Regions from separate parts of the Mus musculus genome. Here region 1 is linked to region 2. The links are chromatin loops, found by intact Hi-C in ENCODE. Cell type or tissue: heart. All regions are shown on one strand. Links, peaks and the distances in the headings refer to the core of each region. The heading gives the core; the rest is flanking DNA.

What was found. A loop is a pair of places that touch in the nucleus more often than their neighbours do. Peaks named below come from ENCODE experiments on the same cell type or tissue, not always from the same donor. Only the 100,000 strongest peaks of a DNase experiment are listed, where the experiment ranks them.
Region 1: a loop joins it to region 2, with 2.1 times the contacts of the local background. A loop is called at or near these places in 6 of 42 quality-filtered maps.

Annotation. Positions count from the first base shown.
Region 1 is chr17:53,504,321-53,519,814 of GRCm38, forward strand. Pp2d1 (protein phosphatase 2C-like domain containing 1) reads right to left here. Exons shown (of 3, transcript NM_173449.3): 2 at 10,621-11,684; 3 at 3,140-4,278. The coding sequence ends at 3,512. Rab5a (RAB5A, member RAS oncogene family) reads left to right here. Exons shown (of 6, transcript NM_025887.4): 6 at 1,994-3,358. The coding sequence ends at 2,109. Among named protein-coding and RNA genes, the nearest start is that of Pp2d1, 27 kb to the right of the region's middle. In heart, for the core only: a CTCF peak has its summit at 8,171 (motif pointing right); no DNase peak of the experiment used is centred there.
Region 2 is chr17:53,558,439-53,573,932 of GRCm38, forward strand. Kat2b (K(lysine) acetyltransferase 2B) reads left to right here and starts at 8,533. Exons shown (of 18, transcript NM_020005.4): 1 at 8,533-9,140. The coding sequence starts at 8,892. In heart, for the core only: CTCF peaks have their summits at 8,532 and 9,539; DNase peaks (open chromatin) are centred at 7,903, 8,653 and 9,173; H3K4me3 peaks cover 2,119 bases; H3K27ac peaks cover 1,985 bases.

The DNA.
Region 1 (15,494 bases), core at 7,052-9,551, 54 kb before region 2:
TGCAGAGAGGCCTTCTATGGGAGATGAGACAGCTGCTCTGTAGGCACAGGTCTTCTCTATGGCTCCCCACTGAGGATCCTGATGAGAAAAGACAGTCTGTAGTTCTGAATCATATATTGCCATGGTGGAAAGTGGATGTGTAAAACCATACCCCACTTCTCAGGGAGGGCCTGAGTTTAAATACCTTTTACAGGGAGGAGTGTTTGGGAAGGATTGGCTACACCCTCCAGGTCTCTATATACCTCATTAGCATGGAAGTCTGTCTTGAACCTATGTGACCAAAGGTCACGTCCTTTTCCTCATCTGCATGTGGAGGGGCTTGGGCTGTTTCGGGGGGTGGGGGGGCTACAGCTAGTGGCAAGGGCCTGGTGCCCAAGAGCAAGTGAAGCTCCTACCATCTCTTCAGGGTCTCAGGGGCTTCTAGCCTTAGCTCAACCAGGGACCAGGTTACCTTTCACCATCCTCTTCCCATACCTAGTACCATTGTTAATCCATTTACTGGGCATTACATGTAAATGCATCTGACTGAACATTTATCATTATTATACATTACCGAACCTTCTCTAGAGTAATTTCTAGGATGACTCAGTGGAGTCTTCCTTCCCAAGCATCAGTGCAGGTCCTGCTTCCTGAAGCTAAGATTCTAAAGATAATATTGATGAAGGGAAAGTAGGCAAAATAAAGGGCTAAAAAATGGCAAGATGGAGGTATATGGCTTAGTGATAGTTAACTTGTGTAATGTGTATGTAAGGTCCAGGATTCAGGTCGGCATTGGACATAAAACACCACTCTTGGTCGTATTGCTGCTTAGTCCTCAGGATAAAGCCATGTGTCTAGCAGGTGAACTTTAGTGGGGAGCATATTCCACATAACCAGTATTCTAGCAATATATAATATAGCAATTTATAATCCACAAAGCTGTTCATGTGTATTAAGTATTGGTATTTGTAGATCAAATCAGGGTTTGTCATAGCCCAAGAAGGAAAAGATGTTATAAGTCGTGTAATTGATTGGATTACACAATAAAGGACAAGTTTGGTTGGGTTGATTATTCTGTCAATAGAATTTGTTCACATCCTGACTTGACTTAGAATTATTTGTGATAGCCCAGAGAATGTTGCTGTAATGTGAGCTTCTTTATAAATTTTGTAGCTGGCCATGGTCTATTGGCTTGGATTTTATGTGTGTCTTGCTTGGTTTTGTTTTTCAAAATGGAAATCTTGATATGCTACTCGGGCTAGTTTTAATTAACTTCCTGGACTCAAATGATTGTTCCAACTCCTTCTCTGTACTGAATCATGGTAATTACAGTCATGCCGCACCATGTCCAGCAGCTTGTATATAATAGACAGTTAATGATTATAAAACACGCTAATTGGGGCAGGAGAGATGGATGGCTCAGCGAATAAGAGCACTGACTGCTCTTCTGAAGGTCCTGAGTTAAAATCCCAGCAACCACATGGTGGTTCACAACCATCGACAGTGAGATCCGTTGCCCTCTTCTGGTGTGTCTGAAAACTGAGTGTACTTACAACAATAAATAAATCTTTTTTAAAAAAAAAAAAACAAAAAAAAGGCTAAGTGTAGCTAAGTGGTACTAGACTTCCCTAGTGTGCACAGGACCCAATACGACATAAGAAAACTGTGATTTCTAAGGGAATTGATATAAGAATTATCTGTAGTCCTAGTTAAATTTAAGTTTAAATGGTATATCTACAATTGGCCTCTACCTACTACTTCGAAAATACTAAGAGATTAAACGCTTTTAATACAGCAAAGAGTGGGGATTATTGTTTGGGGAAGAGTATTTTTATTTTTGTGGGTTGTTTGGTGCTTTGTTTTGCTTTTTGGCATTTAGTAAGTAATAAACCTTTGAAAAGAGCCAACAGTCACATAAAACTTTGGAAATAACCCAACAGGGAGAGTATTATAAAGAAGCAGGTCTAAGTGATTTTAATATGAATAATACAATTTTATTTTGTTTATTTCTCAGCTAAAAAGCTGCCAAAGAATGAACCACAGAATCCTGGTGCAAACTCAGCCAGAGGACGAGGAGTAGACCTTACTGAGCCTGCACAGCCAGCCAGAAGCCAGTGTTGTAGTAACTGAGCTCCAGTGTGAACTTCCTGAATGGCAAAAACCATGGAGTTGGGAGCATTTAGCCGGCCCAGTGTGACTTCCAAAAAGAGACTATGGTAGAATCAAGTTTCTAATTCTGAATTATTTTGAGTGTTTTGAACTTAATTTTTAATAACATGCATGTGCTCCTCCAGCAGTAGAAAGGAAAATGAGGACTGTGTGTACACTTGTTCCATGTGAAAGTGCAGGGGAACAGCTCATCTCCAGTGGGTATGGACCCACTCTTAACCCACCCAGTCTCCAAACTGGGATAATAGTCAGGAATGACATGTTCAAAATTACTAATGTATGCTTTAGAAAACATTTTTAGAAGACTTACGCTTAACAATAAAACCCAAGCAAATGGTGTAATTTGATTTTCTTAAAAAGTCTACATTTCACATATTAATAAAGCAATCCCAACAAAACAGTCTTGCATCTCCAGAAAGAAGGAATGAATATTGATGACATCTTAATTTTATTCAGTCCCATTACTTCTTAAAATTTGATTGAAAAAATTAAGTCACATGTAACCCCATGCTGTTTTAGGAATATGAAACCGATAAATGCATTTTAATGATAGTGGTCCCTTCATATGAGCTTCTTTTAAAAAGTGGAAACAAACCAGGTATCTGCTTTCTAGTTAATCACTGTTGGCTATTCCATAGAGGTGTGTCTGGAACAGGGAGGGGGCTCTGCTTCCCTTTGGGCATAATTAGTCAGTGCACTAACAATTATGTACATTCAAACTTGATTATTTTAAATATGATCTTCAGCTGTACTGTAAATAGAGTACTGCATTGTAGTCTCCATATGTTTATTATTTCCTATAATATTTAAGAATTGCCTAAACATATACAAAATGTACAGTTACTAAAACAGCTAATTATTTCTTTCTTCCCCTATGAAAGGAAGGGGCTTTGCTGTTCTTACATGGCTAGAACCATAATAAACAATGTACTTGCAATTGTAACATAAGTATTACAATGTTATTAGTAATAATCTTGAAGCCTTGTTTTTTGAAGTCCATTTTATTTTAATCAGTATATTGCACTAATTATTTTAGGTATTTTCATTATATGAAATCTACCATGTGTCAGATGATTTAATCTATTTAAGTGTTGATCTGCTAGCAGAACTTGTACATTTTACAGTAACTCAAAACTAGTAAGGAGAACAGTTCACCGGTGTTTAGTTTTATATTGAGGTGCTCAGGTTGGAATAAAGTGATGTAAAAAGCAACACTGAGTTTTCTCTGTCTTTGACATAAAGTATACACCATAATACGCATGATATATAAGCTGCAGCTTTTGTATTTCCTTCCCGGTCTAAGGAATGGTTTTCACGGGAGTCTTTGTAGCACTGTTTGCTGTTCTAGGTCATTGGAATGTTTTTATGTCAGCCTGTGATACTCGCTCCCATTGAGAAACATTACCATAACAGTGATGCTGTCTCTGGAACCCCCTTCTATTGCAGCACTTACAAGTTCACAGCCAATGTACTCAGCTGCACCTTTGTAGAAATTCTTAATACATAGTTCTTTCTCATTTTCCTGCTTACTGTCTATAGTGGGTAAGCTGCTATTTTCTTTTGTGCTACAAGGGTCATAAGGGGTCACTTTTGGAGAAAATGTACCCTGATGAGTGTAAGCTTCAGCATATATTGAGTCAGATAGCCCTTTCGTCCCATCTGCAGTTGACATAATGTCTTCATTTTCAGGCTGGTACTGGAACAGCACTCGGATGTTACTGTCTGGTGGGGAAAGAAGGCCTATAGGTGGCCAGGGTTTGCTTTTAGGGCGAGGAACATGGGTTTCTTTATATGCATGAAACAAGGTGATTACCAGTGCAGTGACTTCCTTCTTGTCCAAAACTTGCCAAAGTCCATTAGTGGCTAAGATGAGAAACTGACATAGATCATCTATAGGGACAGAGATTGTTTGCGGTGCTGGAATAATGGACTTTTTTAGTCTGAGGTTTCCATGGAATCCAAGACCCCGGGTGGTTTTGATGTGCCCATCCAGGAGGCCATAGGGGTCATCTGAACTGATCACTGCTTCGCTGTAAAGGACTCTTCTTCTTTCTTTGGTGTTTCGTGTACTGTGTTCCTTGGTCAGGCAAAACCCTTTTCCATTTCTGCATAAGACTGCTTGCACGTTTCCTAGACAAGTGTTTTGTTGTTTAAGAGAAAGAGATCAAAAGATTAATCATCAGTTCATATTAACATATGCAACTTACTAATTCTGTTTCAATGCTAAACACAAAGTATGACATGTAAATATTTCTAGAATATGTAAGCTCAACACTGTACACATCCTAATTCAAATCTCAGTGATAACCAGTAGACTTTAAAACACTTAACAAAACAAAAACAAAAAAAAACCTACAGGTCATGAAAAATAATTTCTAAATTAATTTTTTTATGAAACTGTTTCAAAGAATGGTTTTTACTGTTTTTTAACATCTATTCAGATTTTTAAATATTCAAATAAAGGGTTTTTTTAATGTTTAAATTATGTGTATGTGCACATGAGGGTGGGTGTCTGTAGAGTCCAGAAGAGAGCATTGGATTCCCTAGAGCAGAAGTTAGTTTGCCATGACCCACCCAAATGGACGTTGGGAACTCTCTAGGGGAGCACCAAGTATTCCTAAACACTGAAACATCTTCCCAGCACCAAGTAATTAACAAACAACAACAAAATCTTTGGTGGGGTTTTGAGAGGTGACCCAGCAATAAAGAGGTCCTCTAGCAGAGTACCTGAATTCAATTACTAACATCATGTAGGTTAGCACACAATTGCTTGTAGTTTCAGGTATAAGGAGACCTGATGCCCTTGGCCTCTGTACTTGTGTGCACAGGACCACATACACATAAAAATGAGAAATCCTTAAAGGACAAAAACTGTTGGGGGCTGTTAAGAAAGTTAGTTAAAGACAGCTGCTACCAGGCCTGCTAATCTTGAGTTCCATTCTTGGGTCTCACATGGTGAAAAGAATTGTCTCCTACAAGTTGTCCTCTGACCTTCATATACAGGTATATACACACACAATCAATCAATAAATAATAAATGGATGAATAAATGAACAAAGTATGTATACATATATATATACATATGTATATTACTGGTCAAAGTTAAAACTCAAATGTATTTAGGATATGGATGATAAAATTCCACTGTTAAGTGTCCATCCTAGGTTTCCTTAATGTGTAATTAAACAGTTCTATAAGAATTCATGTTGGGGAAATAGGCAGCCACATTAAACTCTTGACAGTTGTTAACTGAAGTCTTCAGTAAGAGATGGCAGTATGGTATGACCATAGTTGAGATAAACCTGGGATATTTGCAACATTTTGCTTCATTAATGTCCTGAAGTCTAAATCTGGTCCAGACAGATTAAAAGATGCTGTTAGAAGGGGTTTGGATTTTTTTTGTTTGTTTTCCCCAAGATTTTAGAATCATCATATGTTTAAGAACAAGCAGTAGTTTTTGGTACAGCATTGTGATTCACAGCATATCTCAGGTGGCATTGGTATCTGAATACTCTGCCCCTGAAAATTAAAATTCCTACTTTAATATGCCAGTTCTAAAAGCAAAATTTGGTGGGGGCAGTGAGATGGTTCAGTGTGAAGAGACACTTGATGACCTGTTTGAGCTAGACCCCATATGGTGGAAGGAGAGAACCTGATCCCCAAAGCTGCCCTTGACTTCAACATGCATGCTGTGGCATACATGCACGTGTACCACACACTTTAAAATAAGAATATTCTGTCAGGTGGGGGTGGTGTGCCAGCACTCAAGAAGCAGAGACCTGTGAGTTCCAGGACAGTCAGGCTACACACAGTGAACCCTGTCTACAATCAAAGAATATTTAGGCCTCTAACAGTGCTATACTTGGAATCAGAATTTTGTTGCTAATGTGTTCAATTCTGTTTCTTCAACTTTTAACTTATTTTTGTTTTTCTTTTGATTAATTTTGAAATAGAGTTTCAATATGTAGCCCATGCTGACCTAAACTTGAGATCTTCCTGTGTCTGCCTCATTTCAGAAAAACTTTTTGATTTGTTTAGCAAATAAGAATCTAGGCTTAAAAGGCTGAAGTCTGTCCAACTGGTATGATTTGACAGAAAGCCTAACCTGATGTGAGATAAACAGTAGTCTTGCCTCATTAACATAATAGAATGAATGCTAATTGAGGTCCTGGGTTGCTTGCAAAATGTGACCCTGTGCTATGCAAATTATGCTCCCGCAGTCTGCACAAATTTCTATTTTCATTCTTCTTTTATCCTAACTTGTGGATCTTTTACTTTGATCTGTAGCAGGTAAGTCAGTAATTATTGAGTGGGGAGGTTTGGTTTGGTTTGGTTCGGTTCGGTTCGGTTCGGTTTGGTTTTGAGACAAACTTCATATAGCCTGAGCTGGCCTTGAACTGTCTTTGTAGTTGACAGTGTCTTAAAATTCCCAGTCCTCCTTCTATCAGGTGCTATCATGCCTTCTTTATGGGTTTTAGGAGACATTCTGAAAACTGAGCAATGTCACCAGCAAAGCAACACATTGCATTTAATGTGGCAACTGGATAAACTATTAGGATGTAGTTCAGCACCTTTCTTAAAATAGAGAAAGTGTATGTATGTGTAAGTAATGCTACTATAGGTTTAAAACTATGTGGGGGGAGTAGCTCAACTTTCTAATGTTCTATGTGACAGCTTGAATTCACATACTAGCTTAAGCAGGAAGATGGTAAGCAAGCACTTTGGCTTTATACACTTCTGTAATATGGCAGATACATGTGACTATTCTGGTTTTTAAAAGGAGTAGTAACTTGGTAGTATAAGGCAGGTGGATTGCAAGAGTGAGGCCACTGTGTCCAAAAAACAAAGGGGGCAGTAATAGTCACTGTGGATCAGGGTCTAGCCCATCTCACCAAACACGATCCTGGGCAATGTACTGTAATGTTGTAAACAACGTGGGTCTCCACGTGTTGATGAGTTGATGCAGAAAAAACAAAGTTCTTAAGTCAGAAGATGATAATGGGCTGGAGAGATGGATCACTGGTTAAGAACACTTAGTGGGGGGCTGGTGAGATGGCTCAGTGGGTTAGAGCACCCGACTGCTCTTCCAGAGGTCTGGAGTTCAAATCCCAGCAACCACATGGTGGCTCACAACCATCTGTAACAAGATCCGATGCCCTCTTCTGGAGTGTCTGAAGACAGCTACAGTGTACTTACATATAATAAATAAATAAATCTTAAAAAAAAAAAAAGAACACTTAGTGACCTGTCAGGTGGTTCACAACTGCCAATAACTACAGCTCTGGGGGATCTAATGTGCTCTCTTCAAACTCCACAGGTACCTGCACATACGTTACACTCACAAAAACACATAAGAATAAATTCTTTGTAACTTCTAGCTTCTTGTCTTTAGTGACTGACTAAATCTCAGAAAATGGGAGAGGAAAACAAAACACTAAAGGTGAGAGAAAGGGGGAAGAACGGAAAGATGAGAAGGGAAGAGAAAGGAAGAAAATTTGACATGGTGGCTAGTATCTGTAACCTCAGTACTCAGAATGAGGCAGGATTGCCACAAGTTGGAGGACAGGCTGGGTTAGAGTGAGATCCTGTCTCCAAAAGGAAGAAAATGGCTTGCCAGTATGGAGTTTATAACATCCAGTATGTTGAGATGCTCAGAATGAGGCAGAAGGATTGCCACAAGTTAGGAGGACAGCCTGGATTAGAGTTAAAAAGAAAGAAAAGATGGCTTGCCAGTAGAAAGAAAACTAACCCTGAAAGTTGTCTGGTCTCCACACATGCACCATGATCTTTGTGAGCTCAGGTCATCTGCATTTAGAAAAATATTTACTTCAAAAAAGGAAAAAAATAGAAGAGTGAAACAAAGCACAGATTAAAGGAGCATTTGTAGGCAGCTGGTAGGGTCCAATGGACTAACACAAATGATGTGAGTGATCTTAGACAGGAGCCTTAAAGAGAAATAGATCCATCAGTCAAATAAATGGCTTAAAATCTGAGAAAGAGAAAATCTTTCAAGTAGCCACAAGGAGGAGCCACATTCTGAACAAGAGAGGCTTAGACAGGGATGCCAGCCAGGCCAAACAGGGAAACAGATTCCAACAACTGAGAAAAATCTGCCAGTCTGTAATTCCACACCAATTGATTATTTCCTTTAAAATCAAGGCAAATAATATCTTAAAATTCATCACTAGCCTTGTATGGGTGGTGTATTCCTTTTTCCTAGCCCTTAGGAGACTGAAGCAAGTGGATCTCAGTGAGCTTGAAGCCAGTCTGGATTACAGAGCTACAGGTCAGTCAGGGATACATAATAGAGACCCTGTCTCAAAGAAAGGAAGGAAAGAAAACAACAGGACATCCACATGGTAGAAACCAAGGAATTTTCCGGGTAGGAAACAAACCAAATGAATAGGTCAGCATAATGGAATTAAGAACAAAAGGAGTAGGAGTTCCTGAAAGACGTAAATACAAAATGATGCATATAGAAATACATATATAAACATCATTGTATGATCAAAATAGTGATTGAGCCAGATTACACACCTGTAATTCCAGTACTCTAGAATGAGAACGGTGAAAGCAGGGGAGGGGGGCGTTTGCCAGGCTAACTATACTGACCTAGTTCTGGTGTCAACTGGATGCTGATAAGAGTCATCAGAGAGGAAGGAGCCTCTATGAGATCCAGGATTTTCTCAATTAGTGATCAGAATGAAAGGCTCCAGCCCATGGTAGATAGTGCCATCCCTGGGCTAGAGTGGTACTATAAGAAACAGGCTAAGAAAGCCAGTAAACAGAACCCCTCCATGCCTTCTGAGTTTGAGTTCATGTCCTGACTTGCAATGTCTATGATCTGGAAGTATAAGCTAAATCTTGCTTTTTGCATTTCTCGCAGTCATAGAAACCCTGACTAAGATAACAACTAGCTTAAGTTACCTAGAAAGACCATCTCAAAAGGGGGGGGGGGGGTGGCGCTAAAAAGCTGGTTCAGGGGTTAAGTGCAAATATACCAAATGAAATGACAATACTGAATGAAGGAATGTAGAGAAATCACTTTTTAGCCATTGCTAAGTGGATAGTGTCCTGTAGACACCATTCTGAAAAGCTGTGGCAATTCCACCTACCCCCACCCCCACCCCTGCAGACATGACCCTGTATATGTATATGTATGAGTGTAAGTACTTTAATCCCATAAGGATTTAATGAAGTAAAGAAGTAAAAGATAAAGGAGAATTGTCAGATAGAATATAAATTAGAAAGGATAAGGACGAGAACTTAGCCAGGGCTGATTGCTGACACCCCAGTTTTGAGAGGCAGAGGAATTCCGTGTTGAAAGTAAGAACAACAAAGTGGGCCTTGTGAGAAGAGTTTGCCCAGTATCTTAGCCAGTTTAAAGCTCAGAAAACTGAAGGAAAAATGGTTCCTCTATTAGGAAATTAATACCACATGGTCACTGAGAATGAAACAACAATCTGTTACACACGCGTTGGTCTCTCCTTAGGAAAGTCACTGCAGTTAGTAGGGTGCTTGGCAAGCATTCAGTCTAGCAGCCCCAAGAGTTAGGGTACATGTCTGTAAGTCCAGCTCTCAATAGGAAGGAAGGCAGGATGATCAGAAGTTCAAGGAAACTCCCCTGGACTATACAGTGAGTCTGAGGCGAACCTGGGAAACAAGAGTCCTGTCCCCAAAAGTATACAAGATTGTCTTAGCAGTTATTAATCAACTTTCCACCCTCAAAAAGAGTGGGTTCCTTATGTCCATTTTGTTTGGATCTAGGCATAGTTACTGTTTTTAACCTGTACGACATCTCTGTTATGTCATTTGGAATTGTTTTAACTTACTGTCTACACACACAGAGAAGGAGGGAATAAGAGGGAGGGGGGAGAAATATGAAACATACTATAAATAAAGTAAGTAAAGAGGCCCTGGCCACACCAGCTGTCTAGAAGATGCAGAAACTAATTTATCTGCCTGGAAGACCAGAGTCACCCAGAAAGGACACTCTCCAACCTTTTGAGTGGCCTGCAGGATGTGCAGTGTGCTCCAGGTTCCCAGCCTTTGTGAACTGTCACCCATGCTGGCAATGGGCTTTAGTGATACAGTGTCTAAGAGTTATTTCTGCCCCTGTAAGTAACCCTCCTCCATAATCAGCTAAGTAGCTCCAGTAAAACTCATCTGTTCCCCACATTGGACTTTGATGGTCTCCATACTTTGGTCTATCATGGGCTCCTTATCTGGGGGTACTTAGAAGTGTGTATTTTGTCTTCCCAGGAAAAGTTTCATTACACAATTCATACCAGTACCCATAAAAATAGTTGCTTGGTTTTTGTGTCTGCAGTCTATTTAAACTGGAATTTTTGTTTGTTTGTTTCTTAGTTGTTCAGTGCAATTTCTGCACATTAGCAAATTGCTAAATAACAGTGGTTTTAGCAGCATGAGTAGGCATTTACAGATATTTAGGATGCAAATGAAGATACATACCAGCATTTGCCAGGTGTAGTACTCCAGATATGATCTGTGGAGTCTTCTGGAAGGGAAGACTGGTGGAACCCTGCTGATAGGTTTTTTCCCAGTCTTTATTAGCATGTGGGTTCTTAATCCCACCCTCTAATATACAAGTGAGTGCCGAGCAGCCGCTCCAGCGAACCCGGGAAGTCTCATTCCTTCCAAGCCGTAGAAGCCTATCCATTCTCCAAAATGCCTTTGCAAAGGCTTTGTGTGTATCCTCATACTCCCGTCTACTAGTTCTGAAGGTTTTGTATGTGGAAGAGAAGGCCTCTTCTCTGGCTCTGTATTCCTCCCTGAACACCGTGTCAAAGGAATTGATGAGTTGCTTCTGCTCAGCTGTCATTTGGTAGGAAGGATCCTGTATAGACAATTGATGGAGAAGTAAAACCTGAAACTCCTTTGATGCCAGGTCTGCTGCTGCATAACCGTAATGGCTATCAAATAAACCGAAAAAGCACACATTGGCCTTATCACCAAAATCGTTCACGACCGTGAATTTACAGTTCGGCTCCGCTTTCCAGGCTGAATTATTATTGCTACAGATGGCTATACCTTTAATCATCAGATGGTTGCTGTTTGGAGAATACGTAGAAGTCTCGCCAACCTTATCACAAAGTTTGAAGTATGATGGAACTTGTTTCTTCCAAAGAAACTCAAATGCGTAGTTCACATTGTGAAGGACTTTTTCATTGTATGTAGAAGATCTCAAAAGGTTAGAGATTATACACTCTCTATGAAGACTGACCAGTTTGGGCTTTGGTTGCCTCCCTCCCATCCACTGGAAACCCAGCATACTCAGAGCATTGTGATGTTTCTTATGGAGAAAATTCCTAGCTTTGTTCAGTTCTCGGTAGCAGACAGAGCAGGGGAATGTGACCATGTCACCAGAAATCAGCTGCTCAGTGGAATCCTCCAGGTCGATGGAGCGCTTTGGTCTAGGCCTTCTCCTTTTGCCAACCATTTTGCCAATCTTGAGATTCTCATCAGAAGTAAATGTTGAAGTTTTCTCATCCCACACTTTTGATCTCCAAAACACTCTGGGAGAAAGATGAAATGTGTGGTTCAGTGGTTAAGAGCACCTGTTGTGTTTGCATAGGACCCACATGAGGCTCATAACACCAGTAACTCATTCCAGACCTGATGGCCTTTTCTGACCTCTGTCTACCACTGCGTGCACATGCAGACAAAATACTTATACACATAAAATACATTTTAGAATATTTTAAGATGATTCCTGAAAGAAATAGTACACTCTCTTTGCACAGTCTTATTCATGATTTTATAGAAACCTACAGTTGAGTTTTATAAAGCCCCCCAAAAAGGTCCTTAACAAATCACTGATTGTTCCATGTTGGCCTAAGTGAAATTAAGTGCCCAGTCCACAAATTCAGCTAGACATCTGAACAAATACTCAGAGAAATAATATTTTACTCCAGCTATGAAGAAACATTTTATTTTATAAGTGTGTGCGTGCACGTGCAGATGATAGAGGCCAAACGAGAACATTCGATGCCCTCTTCCACCATGCTTCTCCTATTCCTTTGAGGCAGAATCTCTCCTGACACTGAAGACAGAAAAATAGCTGGACTGGGACTTCCTGGCTACCAGCCTCACCAAAAAGAAAAAAGTGAGTTCCAGATCCACCAAGGACCTGCCTCAAAGGATTAAGGCTTAAATGATAGAAGAGAGCCCAGCACACACTCTCATATACAATTTTAACATAAAATCCATTTGTAATTTTTAAATGTTTTCAATATAATTTATAGCCCAAAACAAGGTAGCAATGAGGTTGAGGTTGGCTTTGGCTACATGGTGAGTTTCTGTCTGGGAAAAAGAAAACCAAGAAAACCATAGAGTGTTACCAACTAACCTCCGTTAAACTAGTCAGGTCTCAATCTCAATAATAACGTTTTCTTTTCCATTTTGGTCATTATTGATCCCAGGGCTAGGCAAATGCAGTGTCTCTGAACCATAGCTCCAGCCTGTAATTAACTATTATATGTCTTTACAAATGAATGGATGACTAGAGAGTAGAGGGAGAAAGGAAAAATATTTTCTACAAGCCAGGAGTGATGGGAGCCCAACACACTTATAATCCCAGTACTCAGGAGGCTGAAACAAAATTGAGAGCTTGAGACCAGCTCTGGATATGTACTGAGACCTTGACTTTACCACACACATATCCAAATGTAAACTTTCTGAGAGTCCTAAAACCTATCTACAGGAGTCCCACAGATTGCCCTATAGCCATTACCTGAGCACACTTCCATCTCTTTGTGATGACCCAGGGTCATCCTAACTCTTTTCTACTTAACATATTTATATCATCTGCCAGGTCACAGACATACTTTCTACTAGGGACCCTAAGTGGCCATACTGGGGCTGACACAAGTAGGTGGTTTTCACTACTCTTCCTTGTCAGGAGCCATCCAGAAAAGGCTAAAGGCAAATAAGTTTTCTGGAGATGGCCCACCATTTTTTACATGGCTTATGATGAGTGAACTCTGAGAGGCAAGATCCCAATAGACTTCATCCCAGGATCACTTCTTACTGCTGATATACTTTTTCCTATCCCTATTACACAGCTTAATGATTCCTGGGCATCAGCCTACCTTCTTGACCAAATTTTCTGCAGATCAACATGAAGATGAACTTTCATGAGCTAATGCTGTTTAGATGAATGAATGGCTTTATAGAATTCCTGATTTGGTCAGTTTAGGGGAAAAAAAAAAGTATTCAGGAGATGGTTTTATCTGTTTTACCAGAAAGATGTAATAGTCAGAATCAAGAATAGAATGTACTCACTCCTCATAGAGGAAAGGAAGGAAAGGCTGCATAGTAAGGAATACAATGAGCTTTCACAATTAACACTAAAAAGAAAAATAGGGTTGGGACAAATTTGTGATCAAGGTAAAACATCCATGCTAGGTCAGATCCAAGGATGAAGCCACAGGTGGGCACTGTGATCAAGTGAGGCCATGGGGAAGTGCTGCTTTGAACTTAACTATCAACATCCTTCTATAGTTGCCCCCTTTGTATAATGTGTTATCTATGAGGTAATTTTCTAAAAAACTTTTGTCTAAGAAGATATAAAAAGGCCAGAGAAAAGGTGGTAGCATCTGGTACCATCCACTAAATGTATATACATACATACATACATACATACATACATACATACATACATGTTTGTTCATCAATACATATATGTGTAGGTGTATGTGTATGTTTGTAATATGCATGAACCACTTATGGAGTTGATGAGACAGGTGGTCAGGCCTGACATGAGTGAGTGAGTGAGTGAGTGTGTGTGTATGTGTGTGTGTGCATGCATGCATTGCCTATGTAAAAGATTTTCTTTTCTTCTCTTTTCTTCCTGGTTCACAAAGAGTTAACAAGCTCCAGAGTTTCTTGCCTGGCCAGCAAGGGGCTCCTGACTGGCTTGCCAGAGAAAGGAGCCCTACCAACCAATAAATCCTTTATTTAATTCCCCACTGTAAAAAGCAGGTGTTAATCACAAGAGGTCAGCAGTTTTGGGTCTTAAAATAGCAAAGTTAAGGAAAGAAAAAATATTACCAAAAGTAAATTACTTTTGCCCTACCAGTCACAATATTTGCCACTGCAGTCACCAGAGTCTCTGCCACTTTCCCTGAGAAACCCCCGAAATCTTCTTTCCTGCAATCTGCCTGCAGGAGCCCCTCTTCCCACCCCACTTCCATTTCCCGGGGATTGGATTACTCAGTGCTCACCAAGGGTTCCCTATCCTATTTGGATACACATTTTTTCCTAGCCCATCTTCATTCCTTTGTATCACACAGCAATCCAATGAAACATTTCTGTGTCAGGGACCACATAGGCACCACACTTGCATGAGTGGGCAGCAGCAGCCAAAGAAAAGATCAACCACCCAACAAAGACAAGAAATACATATATACCAAAAAAAAAAAAAAAAAAAAAAAAAAAAAAAAAAAAAACCCACATCAATCGTCTTAGCAACCCTGCAAATTCTACCAGGGAATTCCTAACGCTGAAAAACACCATTAGTGAAGTGGCTGGATACAAGATTGACAAAAACGAAAACAAACAAACGAAAACTCAATAACCCTCCTATATAAAAATGACAAATGTACTGAAAAAGAATCAGAGAAACAATATCTTTCACAGTTGCCAAAAATAATATAAAACATCTTGGGGCCACTCTAATCAAGCAAGAGAAAGACTTGTATGACAAAAATTTAAAGTCTTTGAAGAAATTAATTGAAGAAGATATCAGAAGAAGAAAAGATCTCCCATGCTCTTGGATCAGTAGGATTAGCAGAGTAAAAATGGTCATCCTACCAAAAGCAATCTACAGAGGCAATGCAATCCCAACCAAAATTCCAGCACAATTCTCTACAGACCTTGAGAGGACAATGCTCAAGTTCATATGGAAAAACAAATACTCCAGGATATCTAAAACAATCCTGAACAAGAATAGAATTTCAGAGGGGCTGGAGATATGGCTCAGAGGTTAAAAGTACTGTCTGCACTTCCAGAGGTCCTGAGTTCAATTCCCAGCAACCACATGGTGACATCTATACTGAGATCTGGTGCCCTCTTCTGGGCCACAGGCATACTTGCAGACAGAATGCTATATACTTAATAAATAAATCTTAAAAAAAAAAAAAAAAAAGAAAAGAAATAGAATTTCAGGATGTATCACCATTCCTGATTTCAAGGTATAATACAGAGTTATAGTAACAAAAACAGTATGGTATTGGTATAAAAACAGACACATTAATCAATAGAGTCAAATTGAAGACCTCCACATAAATCCACACACTATGGACACCTGATTTTTAATAAGCCAG
Region 2 (15,494 bases), core at 7,144-9,643:
AAAGAAAAGAAAAAGTAACCTCACAAGGAAATATTTCTTCTTTCTGCAAGAAGTTTGTGTAAATACCCAAATGTGGCTGAGAAGCACACCGACAGGAAATGAACTTGGTTTGTGTTCTAACACAGGTGAAAACTTTGTTATTGCCTGGGGTCTGATTTCACATTCTTTCTCAATTGGCTGGTTTTAAAGGAATTGGTTTGAAGGAAATGAAGGAAAACAGGAAGTCAGCCCACCAGTGGTGGCCCAAACCTTTAATCCCAGCACTCAGGAGGCAGAGGCAGGTGGAGGATCTCTTGAGTTCAAAGCCAGCCTGGTTTCCAGATTAAGTTCCAGGACAGCCAGGAGTACACAGAGAAATCCTGTCTTTAAAAAACAATAAACAGCTGGGCGGTGGTGGCGTACGCCTTTAATCTCAGCACTCAGGAGGCAGAGGCAGGCGGATTTCTGAGTTCGAGGCCAGCCTGGTCTACAAAGTGAGTTCCAGCACAGCCAGGGCTATACCGAAAAGCCCTGTCTTGAACAAAACAAAACAAACAAAAAAGGCAAATGTTTTAAAAACGGAAACATTGTCCTTTATCTGGTACTCCCTGCAAATGCTCTGGGCACAAGAAGATCCCTTCAAAGCTTACCACAGCAGGTTATGAAGAGAAACAGGCCTTCTAAGTACTTTCCACCTTAAGGTTTCTCTGCCTGGTACGCATCATGGTCTTGGCAGAGGCCTTGATATGTTGAACCTCCAGCCTAAGGCACTCTGTCATATGGATTCTCTGAGCAGCAAAATGATGGGGAAAAAAAAGTACAGCCAGTGTCAGGAGCCATTCCACATTCAGTCAATGGTGGTTTCTCAAGGAGTCAAATGAAGCTGACAATTTCCTCTTCAGAGCTTGGGGAAGCAGCTTGTCTCCCCCAGGTAAGACGGGGTGGGGGATGGGGGTGGTGGTTGGTGGGGGGGATGGATCAGGAGGGGGAGGTGCATTAGCACCAAACTGGAGCCTTCCCCCAGGTATTATAAAAGAACATTTCAAACACACACACAGGAGAGCTGAAGTCATCATGACTCCAGCGTTACAGTGTCCTGCTTCCTTCTTTGACTATTCTCCTGTTTCCTTCTCACGTATCCAAAGGACATAGCTGTAAGACATTCCAGAAGACCTTGTGTAAGTAGAAAATGTACAGCAAACACCCAGGCTCCAGGAGCCCTGGCAAGCTACTCCGAGACGCACACATGAATTGAAAAGATAAAGAATATTGAAAAGCAGGGAAGGTTTTACTTTGTTTTGTTTGGGGGGGGGGGGTTGTTTGTTTGGTTTTTGAAAGGTTTTCATGTAACCCAGGCTGGCCTCAAACTCCCCAAGTACCAGAGGGTGACCTTGAAGTTCAGCTCCTCTTGCTTCTCCCAAGGTGGAATTACAGGCATTTGCCACCACATGCAGTTTTTGCAGTGCTCAAGTTAGAACACCAGGCTTTGTGCATGCTGGGCAACTACTAACTAAACTACACCCAACCCCCGGAGATTAAAAATTAAGATATGCCAGGTAGTGGTAGCACGCCTTTAATCCCAGCACTTGGGAGGCAAAAGGTCTACAGCGTGAATTCCAGGACAGCCAGGGCTATACAGAGAAACCCTGTCTCAAAAAGCCAAAAAAAAAAAAAAAAAAAGTTAAGACATTAATCACTCCTTTCCTCTCTCTCCCCTTCCTTCCTTATCATACCTTCGATTTATTAATCATACATATAATTCACGATTGCTTTTGTTATTTTTATTCTGGCTCTCTCTTTCTCTCTCTCTCTAACACACATACACACACACACACACACACACACACACACACACTATCTCTCCAGCCACCCCAATACTCTCTTCTATCTAGAGAGATGGCTCAGTGGTCAAGAGCACTTCCAGAGGTCCTGAGTTCAATTCCCAGCAACCACATGGTAGCTCACAAACATTTGTAATGGGATCCGATGCCCTCTTCTGGGGTATGTGCAACAGGATGCTCATATACATTAAATAAATAAATCTCTTTTTAAAAGAAAAAGGAAGGCTGGGCGTGGTGGTGCACGCCTTTAATCCCAGCACTTGGGAGGCAGAGGCAGGCAGACTTCTGAGTTTGAGGCCAGCCTGGTCTACAGAGTGAGTTCCAGGACAGCCAGGGCTATACAGAGAAACCCTGTCTCGAAAAACCAGAAGAAAAAAAAAAGAAGAAGAAAGAAGAGGAGGAGAAGGAGGAGAACAACAAGAACAACAACAAGGGCTTTTCTGTGTAGCCCTGGCCATCCTGGAACTCATTCTATAGAATGAGCTGGCCTTGAACTCAGAGATTCCAAATGCTGGGATTAAAGGCATGTCCCACCACTGCCTGACATAATTTCTTTTTCTCTTGGGCTAGCCTCAAACTTCCAACCTGTTTGATTCAGCTTCCAATGTCCTAGTGTTAAGAGTAAAAAAAAAAAAAAACAAAAACAAAAACAAAAACCAAAAAGCAAAAAAAAAAAAAAAAAAAAAAAAAAAACCTTCTAGCCAAAAGAATAAGATCTTAGGCTTGGGTTGAGACATAACATTTTAGTTGGACTGGCTCATCACCTGGCCTAGAGACAATCCTAGGAATGTAGTTACATGTTAAGCCATGCTAAAGAGATAGACGGAAGAAGTAATGAGATATTGTACTTTTCCTTCCCAGAATTTCTACTCCAGATGCAATGGCTTATAGGCTATTGGGCTGTACCACTGTAATATAGCTTGTAAGTCTATCAGGCTTTCTGAATTATTCAGTGAAGTGTAACTTCTCTTCCTTCTTTGTTTCTAGTCTGTTTTGTCCAGAAATGCCCTATGATACTCAGGCTAGCCTTAAGTTGGGAGATTTGCCTGCCTCTGCCTCAGAGTGCTGGGATTAAAGGCTCATCCAACAGATACCTCCAGCGTCTGTATCTCATGTAAGCATGTGCTCCCTAACACTTTAGGCTTCGCCTCTGAAATATTGGGTTTCCTTAACTCTTCCTCTAAAGTCTCTGTAGTACAACCAATTTAAGCTTATCCCTGACTAGCTTAAAAATAAACGAAACTCAGACTATGGTTATTTTATTTGGCTTTGACAATTTCTAGAGGGTAACCCCTAATCTGCTTTTCTAACTGTTGGCCTGGCTACCTCTGTTGGCCTGGCTACCTCCCATCTGTATATCCCAGATCCTTGTTTCTCCTGGCCACGTGCTGTGCTCATCGCCCATCTCCCCTCATTGCCAGCCTCCTCTCTTCTTTCTTCTTCTCCACCAGGTCTCCCCACTCTCCTATTCACCCCTAACCAGGTAATTCAAAACCCTCTAGTAACTGGTTGTGGGCAGTTTTATTTAACCAATTGTTTTACATCAAGGAACAAGGTTTGCAGGACAAAAGCTTGTAAATATAAGAATTGTCATGTAGGCAACTTTCCCTTTGGGTACAGAATTTAGCATTACAATGCACAGCAAACCTCTACATTCACTCTTCCTGTCACATGGTCCTTCGTCCTCTGTGTGTCTGAATTACATATCCATCTCTGTGGCATGGTCTTCTTTTTCTTTTCCTCTTATATTCTCCAAGCCAGGACATCAGGACCCTTCTAGTCATCAGGATTACAGTCATGTATCGCCATGCTCAGAAAGTCTTTCTTCTTTTAAAAATGTATTTAATGGGGCTACTCCAGTTCCAGGGGATCTGGCACCCTCACACAGACATGCAAGCAGGTAGAATACCAATGTACATAAAATAAAAATAAATAAATGATCTGAAAAGTTAATTTAATAAATTTGTTTTAGTTTTTAAGCAGTCTTGCTATGCAGAACAAGCTGTCCTGGAATTCTCTATGTACAATAGACTGGCTTCAAACTCAAACTTGTTATTGTTTTGAATGAAATTTCTGTAGTGCCGAATGGCCTGGAATTTACTATGTAGACTAGGCTAGCCTTGAGCTAAAAAAAAAAAAAAAAAAAAAATCCATTCCCCCACTTTTGCTTTTCTTCCCCCTAAAGTACCCCCCACCATCACATCTGCCCCTGGATCTCATCATCCCACTTTTTTTTTAAAAAATATTTTTTTAAGATTTTTATTTATTATTGTATCTAAGTACACTGTAGCTGTCTTCAGATGCACCAGAAGAGGGCATCAGATCTCACTATGGGTGGTTGTGAGCCACCATGTGGTTGCTGGGATTTGAACTCAGGACCTTTGGAAGAGCAGTCAGTGCTCTTAACCACTGAGCCATCTCTCCAGCCCCATCATCCCACTTTTGAGATAACATTTACACCCAGTGGTACATACAAATCAAGAGGACCATTCCATCAGTGTAACAAATGGCCAGAAGTGGAACCCAATACCCTTTGTTAATGTCATGATGATCAAACCTGATCAAAATAAAAGAAAAGAAATGTCAGGAAGAAGTTTGATCTGAGTACTACAGTCACTTAGTTATGTTAGAAAGCTGAATAGGCATTAGTAGGCCAATCCATGAGGATAGGCCTCCCCCTCTTCCCTTCTCCTTCACTATAAACCTTGGACTCCATCTTCTATTTACATGGCGATACAACTTTTAATTTAATTAAGTAATTTAACGCTAGGGTCCCATTATGTAGCCCTTGCTGGCTCGTTGCTCATTAGGTAGCCCGGACTGGATTTGAACTTGCTACCATATATGTCTGCTTCCAACATCCTGGGATTACATTTGTGAATTATTACTCCAAGCTACCACAACCATTTTGTAGAAAAGGAAGCATTCCAATTGCCCCTCCTTAGAACTTGAGAAACTAAGAAAGAGTGGAGGGTGGGAGTCGCAGGCTTTGATGAGGCCTATTTTAGAAAGGGCGGTTTCCTCTTCCTAAAGCTGGGCTATTTAATAAGAATTGTTTTAGGCTTATTGATTTTATGGGTGTGCATGTTTTACTTGCATGTAATGTATGCCATATGCATACATGGTACCCGTTAAGGTCAGAAGGAGTGGATCCCTTGGAACTGGAGTTAGGGTGGTTGTGAACTGCTATGTGGGTGGTGGGAATTGAACCTGGGTTCTCAGCAAAAGCAATGAGTGTTCTGAACTGCGGACTGAGATGCCCAAGCTTTTAAATTGTGACTCCATTTCAGGGAACCTGACCTAAGTTTGAACTCAGGGTAAGTTAACAGGCTGGTACTTAGCATTAGTTTCCCAGTTGCCCCCCACGACAAAACCTGAGCCTAGCTGCAGTCTCTAGGCTAAATACCCAACAAGACCAGAGTTTCCAGGTTACACCCCTCAACAAGACCAGTGTCTCCAGATTATTCCCCCAACAAACCTGCACCCCCAGGTCACAAGCCCACCCCTTACCTAACGACCACCAGTGCAGAGGGGAGCAGAAGTTAAGTTTATGATAGGACTCCCAGAACCAGCCAATTATGTTAAAGGGCACAGCAGCTTTCTAATTAGGTGCTTGCACATGAATCCCTGCTTGTTGCTTACTGTAAAGCCTTGCCACATAGACAGTTGAGGCTTCCCCACCACTATAACTGTCTTGCTTGAAGGTGATGTGTTGGGGGCAGGGGAGCTTGCTCAAATAGAATAAAGACCCTGCTGTGAGTTACATCAGATCAACTCCTGTCTGTCTTTTTTGGGATCACTAATATTTCCCTGGCACAACAGACTCTAGCATCAAGTCTGGGTATTTTACATGCTTATTTTTATATTTATTTATTTATTTATTTTTGTTTTTCGAGACAGGGTTTCTCTGTATAGCCCTGGCTGTCCTGGAACTCATTTTGTAGACCAGGCTGGCCTCAAACTCAGAAATCTGCCTGCCTCTGCCTCCCGAGTCCTGAGATTAAAGGCTTTCGACACCATGCCTGGCCATAGATTTTTTTTTTCTTAAAAGATTACATTTAATGTACTATTCGACTTTTTGTTTGTTTGTTTGTTTTTGAGACAAAGAGAGAGAATTAAAGAACTTAGATTTGGCCGGGCAGTGGTGGCACATGCCTTTAATCCCAGCACTTGGGGGGTAGAGGCAGGCAGACTTCTGAGTTCGAGGCCAGCCTGGTCTACAGAGTGAGTTCCAGGACGGCCAGGGCTACACAAAGAAAAACTAAAAAAAAAGGTTACAAATTACTGTCCTCTTCCAACTGGCCCTGTCAAATCACCACAAATCACCATTAGGTGTGCATGCTTTCAATAATCCAAGCTCTCAGAGGGCAGAAGCAGGAAGATATATGTGAGTTCCTGGCCAGCCTGGTCTACAGAGTGAATTCCAGGACAGCCAGGGCTACACAGTGAAACCCTGTCTCGAAAGGCAATAAATATCATCTGGCCAGGTAACCAGTTTTTAGGGAAACTGATATGCCCACAAACACATTAAGGAGATGGGAACATTTTTCAGTCTCTTAAATGAGATAATGTTCTTACATTTACCCATAAGCCCCTCTCGCTGTGCAGCCACTTACAGATCTGGACTGCTAAGCTTGTCTGCCTTTTTTTTCCAAGACAGGGTTTCTCTGTATACCCCTGGCTGTCCTGCAACTCACTTTGTAGACCAGGCTGGCCTCGAACTCTTGTCTGCCTCTTTTTTTTTTTTTTTTTTTTTTTTTTTGGTTTTTCGAGATTGTCTGCCTTTTTGACCTCTTAACTCAAAAGGTGTATCTTTGTTTTCACACCAGTTCTATCCCTTCTTTGGTTTCTGGCCAAGAGCATAAGCATACCACCCCTGGCCCTCGGGGCATTCTCCACTTTTCTCTGAAGGTTATATACATCTCCAAACCACCCTTTTGTACAGCTACTTACACCCCACCTAGGCTCCAAGTGCAGAACAGGCTTACTTTCTGCACTCTAAAAATGAGCCAGTTTTTCTCTTCCTTCTGTTTACCTTTGGGCAGCTGCCAGAATTTACAGTTCACTATAATACAATGGGCCTCAATCTTCCTTCTGAATCCACTTAAAAATTCTTAGATAAAGGACACTAAGAACATATAAGAGAACCTGGATTTCCCCAGTAAGTAATGTTTTAATGACATTATTGTAGAAACTTGAAGAACAAACAACCAGAGGACAGTGATGTAAAACCTGAGCTTTTTCGGGAGGCAGAGGCAGGAGGATTTCTGAGTTCGAGGCCAGCCTGGTCTACAAAGTGAGTTGCAGGACAGCCAGGGCTACACAGAGAAACCCTGTCTTGAGCCCTCCCACCCCCAACAAAACAAAACAAAAAACCCCTGAGCTTTTTTTTTTTTTTTTTTTTTTTTTTTTCCCCAGACAGGATTTCTCTGTGTAGCCCTGGCTGTCCTGCAACTCACTTTGTAGACCAGGCTGACCTCGAACTCAGAAATCCACTTGCCTCTGCCTCCCAAATGCCAGGATTAAAGACATGCTGAGTTCTTTTTTTTTTTTTTTCCTTGTTTCTTTATATACAAGGTTTCACTGTGTAGCCCTAGCTGACCTGGAACTCCTAACAGTAGACCAGAATTCCTCAAACTCACAGAGCCTGGCCAGTCTCTGCTTCTGCAGTTCTGGGGTCAAAGGTGAAGACCACCGCTCCTGGCCTGTTTTTTAATTAATTTAATTAATTTTTGAGGCAAGAGTCTTACTCTATTGAGCTTCCACACTAGGCTAAGGTCAAGCCTAGGTAAGGACTTCAGTTAGATGTAGCCTAGTAAGGCTGCAGTTTCACAGCAGGTGTCACTCCTTTGAGAAGAGACTTCTTTCTCTCTTGGCATTGCATTACTCTGCGTTAAAAGGACACAGAATCTGGCGAAACACATCTTGAGACATAAAATGCAACTTTAAGCATGACTGGTAAGAGTATTTGCAAGGGAAAGCCCATCCCATATGGCTGGAGTTCAGCAGGAGCTACCAAGCTTGCTAGACAACCAATCACAAATTCATTACGACCATTGTCCCACATTGTGACTATGCTTGCTCCGCAGAATTAGGGCACTTGCCAACGGTGCTGACCGGCAATGCAGGGCTATTCAAATCGCTTTAGGAAGGTTGACCCATGTGAAAAAATGAAACAATCTCTTCCTACCATCAGAGCCAGGGACAATAGTTTTGATTTTGAAGTTTAAGTCAAAATCGGAATCACTTTCCTGGACGCTGTCTTTCTGGTTAACTTGAAAACAATAGACACACTAGCAGCTGAAAGTAGCCAACCTCGAGTGAACCCCGTAGGCGGACTAATTTCAAACTTTTTCCATGCGTTTAGTTTTCATTTCGCCGACATGTAATGTTCTCAAACGAACAAGTATTATGTGATACACACACACACACACACACACACACACACACACACACCACACACACACACCATTGAGTCATCTCCCTCCCTCTCTGGTCATATTCGGTTCAGAAACTACCAGGAGAAGACGATGGGGAAGAATTGTTTAAAAAAAAAAAGTTTAACTCAAAGTCAAAAAAAAAAAAAAAAAAAAAAGGAACCCTTCACGCCATGATTTTGGTGAATTAGCAACAAAGAGGAGGATTGGCCGCTGACGGGTACTTCTGGAAAACATTTTTTTTTCCTCTGGCTCCCGCTAGGGTGGAGGAAGTTGGGTCTCGGCGCGGGAGGGTGTCAGGCCCAGGGACGCCAGCAGCGCAGGGCGGCAGGTGCCTGGGCTGCAGCGGCCCGGTCTCGCGGGTCGCCGGTCACCTACGGGCCCTGGCGCTCCCGGCGGGCGGCTACGCTCGCAGCAGCATGCCGGAGGCCCAGGGGAGCAGAGCGCGGCCAAGGCGCTCGGGCCCGCTAGCGTCCTAGCCGCCTGGGGAGGCGCGGGGGCCTGCGATCGCTGGCGGCCGAGTGCGGCGGGGGCGGGGAGGGCGCAGGGCGGCGGCCGGGGGGGGGGGAGGGTCTCGGCTCCGCCACCAGCGCCCGCGGGGACCCTGGCAGCTGCGGGTGACAGTCGGGGCGGCATGGCCGAGGCTGGCGGGGCCGGGTCCCCAGCACTGCCTCCCGCGCCCCCGCACGGTTCCCCCCGGACCCTGGCCACCGCTGCCGGGAGCTCTGCTTCCTGCGGGCCAGCGACCGCGGTGGCCGCGGCGGGCACGGCCGAGGGACCGGGAGGAGGCGGCTCGGCCCGGATCGCCGTGAAGAAGGCGCAGTTGCGCTCTGCTCCGCGGGCGAAGAAGCTGGAGAAACTCGGCGTGTACTCCGCCTGCAAGGTACCCGCTGGGATGAGCACAATCGCGGGGTCACGGGCGGGCTCGGACCCCCCCTCCCCTCCCCCACCCACTCCCAGCTTCCCGCCGGCACCGCGGAAGTGCTGCGTTCTGTGCGCGCGCTCTGCCGCTGCGGCTTGCACAGCATCTCACTGGGACAGGGGTAGGGGGTCTTCTAGATCTGCCGGTGTCCCTCTTCTGGGAAGGATGAGTCTTGGCTTCGGAGCGCTCGGCACTGGGGCTTTTTCTGCTCTGTAGGAGCTCGCGGGAGTCCTTTCACAGGGAGTGTAACTGTGCTTGGTGTGGCAGATCTGTCGGGGTTGGGAAGCAGCTTTTTTGGGGTTGGGGGCATCTTAGCGTGTGTCTCCCCGCGCTCGCCCTCCCCACTGAGCCCCGCTAGGAGGAGCTGGGTTGTGGAGCACCCAGAAGTGTCCTGGAATCCTGGCGCTCTACGGGAGCGAAGGGGCGGAGCGCGGGGTGGGAGGTGGGCACTGCCCCAAGCCCCTGTCCTTTGGCGCCTGGCGGCCTCGGCCGTGCGGCGACAACCCTGTCATTATTGTTATTATTTATTTAGCGAAAGCGGGATCCTGGCCGCTTAGGGTGTAAACAGGGTCTGGCAGGGTGACAGCCCAGGCGGCGAGCGCGTCTGCTCAGTTTGAAGACAGCTTTCTTGCCATTCTCCCTCTTTGGGGACTTTAGGCACCCAGGGCATCCAGCTGTAGAGCACTTGTAGGGGGCTCAGCATCTCCAGGCTGCAGGGGAGAGCGACTCTGCACTGTAGACTGCGGCTTTGTTTTGACTGGGTGACAGCAGAAGTGGGCGGGGACTTGGCCTTGTCAGCCCGGGCGGCCTGTGGTTGGGACCAGGCACTCACTCACTCACACCTCCCGTGTTGCTTGCTGCTCCAGCTTACTACTGTAAAAGGAGTCGCATCCGCAGCATCCAGGTTCTCATTCCTACTCCCCACTGTACAGCCAGGATGGATAAACCTGGTAGATGACTTCCCTTCCGGGACATTCTGGTTGTCGTGTTTTCTGGAGCTTTAAGGACCTTGGGGTCTCAAGCATGCCCTGCCCATTCCTTGTGGTCACCTCCTGTTTATCGATGCAGTCACAGCACCTGCTGTGCCTTCCTGAGAGGGCTCCAGTGCGGTGCCTTATGCACACAAATATGCTTTGGAATCGCTAAAAGCAAAAATCAGGAGGTCTGGGGTGGGGTCTGAGGAGTTACATTTCCAACAAAGCCCCCCAGGAGATGTGAGTGGCAACTGAGAATACTTTCCACGAAGCAAGTATATTACTACTTTTGAATTCTGCAGAGGAGCTGGGAAATACTAACGTCACGTGGTATAGACTAAGGCGTGCAAAAAAAAAAAATTGGAAGTATGTTTCTAAGAAATGGGAAAGGCGAGGGGCTCTACTCCAAAAGCTATTGACTTCCTTAGTTTTACAGTCCTACCAGTCCGACCTACCATCCACCTTAGACAGGACCTCTGGTGTAGCATGCCGGGGAGAGAGTGGCCAACAGAACCCAGAGCAAGTTCAAGGACTTAATAAATAGGCTTGGCCTTTGCAGCTGCTCTAGTCTCATTCAGAAAGCCAGCTATGTAGTCCTGACTTAGTTTTCAGTATTAGCCTGAGTCCCCATCACCAATACCCATCTCCATACTGCCTCCTGTCTGAAAACTTTCCAGTGGTTGTACACATGCATTCTTTTTAACTTTCTCTAGGTCTTCCTATGAAGTCCAGGATGGTCTTGAACTCCTATCTGCCTAGGATTACAGTTCTACCACCATGCTCCTCCCCTGGCCTTCCCAAATACTTTGAATTATTCATTATTATTCAATTATTTGAAACTTCAAGTGTATAACTTGAGAATTTTTTTTTTTTTGGTCATATTTTCTGACAATCTCCTAGGAAAGAAAAACCTGTTATTCTTTCTTCCTGCTTTTGAGAGACTCTGAAATGAAGTTTAGTGTGTGTGGTGTTTGTCTGCGAGTGTCAGAGAGTGTTCATCTCTTCTGTGTGCTCCTTGAGTCATCTCACCAGCCTGAAAGTGTGCCGTCTTATTTGCTGATTTATTTAGCTAATGTTATGAGGATTTCTAACTGGGGCTAGGCATTAAGCCAGGTACCAGGTTTATGGCACTGGGGTCTGTCTTTGTGGAGTTGTTGGAGTATGTGTTCAGATTCTAAGGTAAAGGCAGTAACGCAGTGACAGTGGACTCCAGTGGAGCCTTTTTGGGATGTAGGGCACGGGACTTGGAGAACTCAGTAGCTGTAGATCCAGTAGACGGAGGAAGTGTCATACTGATTTAGAACTTTTGGCCCGTTGGAGTTGGGTGGGGTAGGGTTTCTTGCTGTAAAGAGAAACTGAAAGCAGTTTTGAAAACTTGGAGCTGGGCCAACCAGAGCCTGCCCTCCTTTGCTTGGGGCCTGCTGGAGTGGGGGAGGGGTGAGTGTGGCCTAGTGGGTGTTTGGGAATACTGGACTCCAAACCTGGGAGGGATGTTATCTTAGATTAAAAAAAAAAAGACATTTTATTATGTGCACGTGTGTTCGAGTGCATATGAGTGGTCAGATTATTTTCTTTAAGCCCGGCTGATTGGATTTGATGAGGTTTCTCACATAATCTGTGGCTTTTTTTTTTTTTTTTTCTTTTTTCTCAGCTTGTCTTTGTACTTAAGTTGAGCAAGTCACAAAAGACAGCTGACACTACCTTTGCCAATGACTCTTGAGCCAGTGGGAGGACATCAAGGAAGATGGAAAAAGACAGATCTGGGAAGTCTTAGTTTCCTGGGGACCACTGAAAGAAAACAGAGATCTGACATTTAGACTTTATGAAACCGAAGAAAGAGGGAAGACTCTGTGTGTGACAAACTTGTCTTACAGGATCCAGCCTAGAGCTCTTTGAACTGTTGGTGGTAAAGGTTGCATCAGAGCCACTTGGCTTGTGTGACACTGCCAGAGCGATAAGGGAAGCATAGTCTTGACCTTGGTGACTTCCCATCCTTTTGTTTCCCCTTTCCTGAGTCTATTTTATGTGTCTTCCCTGGCTGACGTCTGTCTCAGGGCTTTGTGGAACAGTTCTCTTTCCACCTCAGGTCTCACACGTTTTTCTCTGGGATCTGAAAGGTCTTCCCTCCTGAAAACTCATTCCCTACCCCGGGGAGGGAGCTTATCACAAGGCTCTCTCGGAGTTTAGTGTTGATCTCACGTGCGCGCACACACACACACACACACACACACACACCCCAAACCCAAACAAAGCCAAACCCCGGGGAGGGAGCTTATCACAAGGCTCTCTCAGAGTTTAGTATTGATCTCACGTGCACACACACACACACACACACACACATACACACACACACACACACACACACACACACACACACACCCCAAACCCAAACAAAGCCAAAAGAGATGCAAAATTTGTTCCCAGATATCTTCTCTTTATTTCCCTACCCAACATTTTCATTAGGAATTAATTACCCAAGTGCCTCCTTCCTGCAAATTTAATCGTTACCACAATAATCAAATTTGATTGTTAATCCTACTGGTTAGAGATTAAGACCACTACCACAATCTTTTTTTTTTTTTTTGCTTTTTTTTTTTTTTTTTTTTTTCAAGACAGGGTTTCTCTGTGTAGCCCTGGCTGACCAACTCACTTTGTAAACCAGGCTGGCCTCGAACTCAGAAATCCGCCTGCCTCTGGCTCCCGAGTGCTGGGATTAAAGGCATGCACCACCACACCCGACTCACAATCCAGTTTTTTAACAACTGTTTTATTTATTTATTTATTTATTTATTTATTTTATGCGAGTACACCGTAGCTGTTTTCAGACACTCCCATTAAAAATGGTTGTGAGCCACCATGTGGTTGCTGGGAATTGAACTCAGGACCTCAGGACCTCTGGAAGAGCAGGCTGTACTCTTAACCTCTGAGCTACCTCTCCAGCCCATTATTTATGTACTTTCCAAATGTTGCCCTCCTTCCCAGTTCCCCCTCCAAGAGTTCTTCGCCCCTCCCCTTTTCAAGCTCTCCCCCCCACCCCTTCCCTGGGCCATAAGTTTCTACAGGTTTAGGTGCATCTTCTCCTACTGAGGCCAGACAAGGCAGTCAGTCCTCTGTTACATATATGCCAGGGGCACAGACCAGCCCATGTATGCTCTTTGGTTGGTGGCTTAGTCTCTGGGAGCTCCCAGGGGTCCGAGTTAGTTGACACTGTTGTTCTTCCTATGCGGTTGCCATCCCCCTCAGCTCCATCAATCCTCCCCCTAACTCTTCCATAGGGTCCCTGATGTCAGCCCAATGGTTGGTTGTAAGTGTCTGCATCTGTCTCAGTCAGCTGCTAGTAGAGCCTCTCAGAGGACAGCCATGCTAGGCTAGGCTCCTGCCATGCTTGTCCTTTGGGGTCTGGGTAACCTCGCTCAGGATGATATTTTCTAGTTCCATCCATTTGATGTCCTTGTTTTTAATAGCTGAATAGTATTCCATTGTGTAAATGAACCACCTTTTCTGTACCCATTCTTTGGTTGAGGGACATCTGGGTTGTTTCCAGCTTCTGGCTATTATGAATAAAGCAGCTTTGACCAGAGTAGAGCAAGTGTCCTTGTCGCTACCACAGTCTTAAGCCAAATTTGAAGCAAGCTTTAATTAAATACTGGCCAAGTCTGTAGAAAAATGGCCATGGATCATATTTTGCAGGGACTTTAAAAGGCACAACTCATAATGCACTGAATTTCCCATCAGATCCAATCAGGGCCAGGCATGTTTTACCTGCCTACATTCCCTCTGGCTTAAATCCAATCAGGCCAAGCATACCTCGTGCCCACATGTGATCTAGTGCAGCTGGTGCAGATGGGTCAACAAACCAACCAACAAACAGCAACCCATTCTTCACTGCAAACAGAACACCCCCCCCACCCCACCCCCACCCCCAGCTGAGGACCGAACCCAGGGCCTTGCATTTGCTAGGCAAGCGCTCTACCTCTGAGCTAAATCCCCAACCCCTGCAAACAGAATTCTTAACCTGCAAGTGTATTTTTCCTGTTTTGGTCTTACATTCCTTCCCTGACTTATATCTTGAGTCAAATCCTTGACTCTGTGATGACCTGTTTATACTGGGATTTAATAACCATCAGTTTAGTGGTACCCAGACAGGACTTAGTTAGGCATTTAGTTAAGGCATCAATGATGCAAGAGTAATTATAGCAGAAGCAGAAGAGCCAAAGGCCCTGTGATGGCTGACATCAGAGTTACTGTGTTAGTGGAGGCTAGAAGTGGATGGGGCCCCAGTCAGGTCATGTCAGCTCTCTTTTTTGGATTTTGTTTTTTTTTAAGTACAGTCAGATAATAATTATTCTGAGTGGTTTATATGGAAACAACAATTTTCTTTTAAAGCCATGCAATAACCTCTTTGTTTTACATTGGGCAGGTTGAATGTCCTATTACACTGTAGAACTGTCTCAGCTAATGAATTTACCTATTGATAGATTTGGGGCTATTTGGTTTTTAACTGGTACCTTTCTTGGTATGCCAATGAGTATTATAGGTGTTTGTCTCCTGTGCCAGAGAGTGCCCTTTTGATCTAACATTCCAGCCTGTAGGGGGACAAGGGTCGACATACTTTTTTGTGTAACTATTTCCTGCTGGAATTAGGAAGTCATTATCAGGGCCTAGGAAGGCTGGAGTGCTAGTCAAGGTCACCAGGAAATTCAGGCAATGGGACATTTATCAGGAGCATCTGGTTTGCTGACCCCTGAAGGGACAGAGAACAATCCCATCAGTTCTCATCAGCTCTCAGCAAGTCCAGGGCTCATGAGCAGGCTGTAGTCAGCAGCTGATTCATGGATGGCGTCGGTCAAACAGCAATCTGCTGGGACAGATAGAGACTGCAGACAGAAGCTGAAGTTAGGAACTTAAAAGAAAATTACATTTGGAGCGTTCAGGCCCACAGACCTAGTAATTGTGGGAGGAGAAGGAGTCTCCTGACCAGGACAGAGAGCCCATTCTCAGTAATGGGCCGGTGAGGAAACTTAAGCTATACTTAACTGGAGTCCTTTTGACCTGAGGGAGGTGGATCCAAGTCTTATGATGCCCTGAAGCCTACATGATTTTTTTTTTCTTTAGTTTACAAAGAGACATAAAATTTTCAAGATATATTAGCATTAATCTGTACTGAAGTCCACACTGTAGAAAAAAATAGCGTTACCAGCTTATCAGAACTCCATTAATCAATGTTAAAACTCTGGCCCTTTGAAATCTTAGTATAACAATAGCATAGAAGGGGAAAGAAGTCCAAAACATCGTCTATTTTTCATATCCCTTAAATCACTTGCTAATTCGCATTTATATA